Linked DNA regions of Homo sapiens: region 2 is linked to region 1. Evidence: read pairs that join two places in POLR2A ChIA-PET (ENCODE). Cell type or tissue: PC-9. All regions are shown on one strand.

What was found. Peaks named below come from ENCODE experiments on the same cell type or tissue, not always from the same donor. Only the 100,000 strongest peaks of a DNase experiment are listed, where the experiment ranks them.
Region 2: POLR2A ChIA-PET joins it to region 1 with 14 read pairs; 4 of 35 experiments call an interaction of 5 or more read pairs at or near these places.

The regions. Positions count from the first base shown.
Region 1 is chr2:95,125,514-95,128,013 of GRCh38, reverse strand. It overlaps a transcript of ZNF514 not described here. Among named protein-coding and RNA genes, the nearest start is that of MRPS5, 5.0 kb to the right of the region's middle. In PC-9, no CTCF peak of the experiment used is centred here; no DNase peak of the experiment used is centred here.
Region 2 is chr2:94,997,140-94,999,639 of GRCh38, reverse strand. No RefSeq gene overlaps it. Among named protein-coding and RNA genes, the nearest start is that of MAL, 27 kb to the left of the region's middle. In PC-9, no CTCF peak of the experiment used is centred here; a DNase peak (open chromatin) is centred at 1,559; H3K4me3 peaks cover 705 bases; H3K27me3 peaks cover 34 bases.

The sequences.
Region 1 (2,500 bases):
CAGCTTCCCAAAGTGTTGGGATTACAGGTGTGAGCCACTGCATGTGGCCATGGCTCTTTAGGTCAAAAATATAGAGGGAACAGCTACCATCAAACTAAAACACTAGGCCGGGTGCGGTGTCTCACGCCTGTGATCCCAGCACTTTGGGAGGCCGAGGCAGGTGGCTTACCTGAGTTCAGGAGTTCAAGGCCAGCCTGGCCAACAGGCTAAAATCCTGTCTCTACTAAAAATATAAAAATTAGCCGGGCGTGGTGGCAGGCACCTGTAATCCCAGCTACTTGTGAGGCTAAGGCAGGAGAACCACTAAGGCGGAGGCTGCAGTGAGCTGCGATCATGCCACTGCACTACAGCCTGGGCAATAAGAGCAAATCTCTGTCTCAAAAAACAACACAAAACACAAAAAACAAAAAAACAAAAACAAAAACAAAAAAACAAAAACAAAAACAAAACAACCAAAAAACACTAAACACAATGAAGATAGTGAGGTGACAGGCACTATGTGGTGGCACTTAATCACTGAACAGAAGTTGGGTATGGTTACCATATAGACAGTAGAACAAACACAATCATCAGAATGGCCAGGCTCACTAGGACCTTTGGTGTTGACCTTTGGTGTTTCTGGAAATAAAAGAGATGGAGAACCTACTGAAGTCTTACTGGATTTGTATAGGCAGAAAAGATCTAGGCCTAGTGAACAGAAGTCTGACTTGAATCACCAAAAGAGGGAGTCATGTCTCCTCAATCAATTCCCAGACTTGAGTGAATTCACAGATCCAGAGTCCCTCGAGTGAAGGGCAGGCTGGGTCCCCTCTCAGGAAAGGCATTGGTACACTACCAAAAACGTACAGCTAATCTTCCTTTCAGCCTTCCCCAAAGGTACTTGTAGCCATTTACCAGGGTGACTATGCATCAAGGACAGAGAAATATCCAGATGTTTTAAGGATTACTCAACACTGCCTCTGAGCTGACACCAATTCCTGGAGACCCGAAATGTCACAGTGACCTGTCAGAGCAGAGGCATAAAGAGATCAGGTGATTGGTGGAGTTTTAGGTCAGGTCTGTCTCACGGTGGGCGCAATAGGTCCCAGAACCCATCCCGTGGTTATTCCTGTAGCTATGGGAGGCCAAGGCAGGAGGATTGCTTGAGGCCAGGAGTGTGAGGCTGCATTGAGTTATGATAGTGCCAGTACACTCAGCCTGGGCGATACAGCAAGATCCTGTTTCCAAGAAAAAAGAAAAGAAAAAAAAAGAAAATGGGCTCACATGTAGAATATACAAAGAATTCTCAAAACACAGCAGTGAAAGAAACCAAACAATCCAACTAGAAAATGAGCAAAAGACATTTTACTCAAGAGGGTATACAGATGGCAATTCTAGAAGCACATGAAAAGAAATTCAACATCATTAGCTATTAGGGAAATGTAAATTAAAACCATGATGATATGTCACCATACCTATGAGAGCAGCTAAAAAAAATGGGGATAACACTGAATGTTAGTGAGGATACAGAGAAACTAGATCTTTCACATATTGCTGGCAGGAATATAAAATGGAATGGCCACTTTGGAAAGTAGTTTGGCAGTTTCTTTCTTTTTTTCTTCCTTTCTTTCTTTCTTTCTTTTTTTTTTTTTTTTTTTTTTTTGAGATGGAGTTTCACTCTTGTTGCCCAGGCTGGAGTGCAATGGCTCAATCTCGGCTCACTGAAACCTCTACCTCCTGGGTTCAGGTGATTCTCCTGCCTCAGCCTCCTGAGTAGCTGGGATTACAAGTGTGCGCCACTACACCTGGCTAATTTTTGTATTTTTAGTAGAGATGGGGTTTCACCATGTTAGCCAGGCTGGTTTCTAACTCCTGACCTCAGATGATCCACCCACCTTGGCCTCCCAAAGTGCTGGGATTACAGGCGTGAGCCACCATGCCCGGCTGGCAGTTTCTTTAAAAACTAAACATATACTTACCACACAATCTAATAATCTCACAGCTTGACATTTATCCCCCCAAATTAAAACTTATAGCCACACAAAATCATGTACATGATGGATATATTTCAAAATAATTGAAAGCAGAGATTTGAAGAGATTATCTGCACACTCATGTTCACAGCAGCATTATTCACAATAGCCAAAAGGTGAAAGCAACCCAAGTGTCCATTGACAGATGAATGGATAATAAAATATGATCTATTCATACAATGGAATATTATTCATAATATTAAAAGTAAGGACATTCTGGCACACGCTATACCTGGATGAACCTTGAGAACAACATGCTAAGTGAAATAAGCCAGTCACAAAAGGACAATACTATATAACTGCACTTACATGAAGGGAGAGGGGAATGGGGAGTTATTGTTTAATGGCTGCAGTTTCAGTTTTGAAAGATAAAAGACTTCTGTGGATAGATGGTGGTGATGGTAGCACAACAACGTGAATGTACTTAATGCCACTGAATTGTACACTTAAAAATGATTAAGATGGTCCAGGTGTGGTGGCTCACGCCT
Region 2 (2,500 bases), 130 kb after region 1:
CTTTCTGGAGGTCCCACTTTCTAGGAGGCCCCTGGTAAGTCTCTGCCTTCCACTTCCAGCTGGGACCAGTGACCCCCTCACCTTAAGAAGTGAGGCCCCTGGCCCTGCCTCATTCTGCGCCTGCCTTCCAGGTTCTTGAGAGCAGGAGGGCCTGGTCCAGGGCCAGGCACCCAGCGGATGCTCAGCAGATATGTGTGCAATAGAACTAAGCCTTCGAACTTTTGCTGAGCACCATGGCTGTCCCAGCAGTCATGTGTTCCCAGGGTTGTGCCCTTTCCTGAAGATCTCAGCTTCTCCCACATCTGTGTCTCATGAATCTACACCAGCAGAGCCTGGCTCAGCAGGGACCCCAGGGGAAGGCGCAGGCATCTGTAATCCCAGCACTTTGGAAGGCCGAGGTGGGCAGATGGCGTGAGCTCAGGAGTTCAAGACCAGCCTGGGCAACATGGCGAAACCCTGTCTCTACAAAAAATACAAAAATTAGCCGGGCAAGGTGTTGGGCACCTGTAGTTCCAGCTACTTGGGAGGTTGAGGCAGGAGAACAGCTTGAACACAGGAAGTGGATGTTGCAGTGAGACAAGATCATACCACTGCACTGTAGCCTGGGCAACAAAGCGAGACTCCGTCTCAAAGAAAAAAAAAAAGAAGAAAAAGAAAATGGACCCTGGGTTTGACGGGGACCTCATGACACGACCTGCCCTCTCAGTGCACGAAAGTGGTCCAGGGGCTCTTCTTGAATTTCCCCTCCGCTCTCCCTCTGTCCCTCTCTCAGAGGTGGTAGTGGCCTGGGAGGTCCTTGGAGGGGATCTTTGCATACCCACCAGTCCACAGCGAAGTAAACTGAGGCACAGAGGGAACGGCATGTGCCCAGGATGGGGGGTGTAGGTGCTCGCTGGAGCAGCCCCTTCTCGGACCCAGGGGCAGAATTTCATCAGTGGCTAGGGCCGAATAACAGGACCCCGGGTGCGAGAAACGCCTGTGTAAACGCCTCTCAGAGGGCCCTGGAGAAGGAGGGTGGGAGCCGCGAAGTCAGGGCGCCCCTGGAAGCTTCTAGAGATCTGGGCGTACATCAGACAGCAGCGGCTGAAGAAGGAAACAGGCTGGCTTCTAATAATGTGCAGACAGTCTCGATCCTTCTCCCGTAGCTCTGCGAGCCCATGTTCCTGGCCACGGTCCCTCAGCCGCCCTGGAAGCCGCCGGCACCAGCCGGTGTTCTGCTTCAGAGCGGGCGCGCGGTGACCGGACTGACAAGGAGGGGCTTCATGCGAAAGTCCCCCTCCCCTCCCAGGCACCGCGGGTCCCCCTGCGCAGGTGCCTTCAAGGGAAGATAGGAGGCGGCGGCTCCGCCCAGTCGACCCCACCGAGGGCCGCCCTCCCTGCCTGCGCGCGGAGCCCACGCGCCACCCAGTGGGGCGCTCGGTGGCCGACCTAGCTCTCAACCCAATCCTGCTTCCAGTGGGCGCCCCAGTTACTTTCCCTTCCAAAGAGCCTTGCTCTGCGGCGAGAAATAGTTGCATGACCTTAATGGAAAGGTGGTGGCGTTGTTTCCTCTCATGGCTGAAGGAATGTCACCGTTCAGGTTTCCGCCAGGTTGACGATGCCAATCCAGTAATGACAGTTCTTCCTGGGCTCCCAAACCTACCTTGGCACACTTGCACAGGTACCTCTTAATGGCAACTTGGCATGACCCCACCATCTTGGTCGGCTTGGGCCGCCGTAACAAAACATGAGACTGGGTGGCTTAAACAACATACTTCTATTCTTCACAGTCTTGGAGGCTGGAAGTCCAAGATCAAAGGCTGGCTCTATTGAATGAGGGCCCATCCTTATGACCTCACTAAACTTTAATTATCTGCTAAAAACCCTATCTCCAAATACAGTTATATTGGGGATTAGGGCTTCAACATATGAATTTGGGGCTGGGGAGACACAATTCAGTCCATAGCACCCACCTTGACATAACTACGCCTTACTACGATGGTCCCTTGACATAACTATCCCTTGCCATATCCAAACCTTGGCATTGCTACACCTTGTTGTAATTACACTTAGCCTAAGTGCCCCTTGACATAACCCCTACGCAAGGTGGCATTACCCACCATGATGTAACTACACCTTGACATACAGTGTAGTCTCCATGCATCCCAATTTACGGAAAAAAATTTGACTCTTGCAGCAGTGACATAGCTTTCCTGAGTTGGCAAGGTCAGAAAAAGAAGCAGAAGTGGTCTCCTCCATGTTCTCCTTCTCGCCTCCCTGATCCCCAAATTTGTGGCCTGGGTCAGGTAGCTTCGTGGAGCTGGCCCCGAGAGAGTAGTTCCCTGTGTGTCTCTGCAATGTAAACCATTCTCCTTCCTACTACTGCTCTCAATGCCTCCCTTCTGATACCTGATACCAGCCACTTCTCCAGTTCTCAGAATAGTAATTGAATGTCCTGCAATTTAACTCAATTCTGATACTGTCTACCCGGAATTAATGTCAGATCCCACAAGTTAAGGGC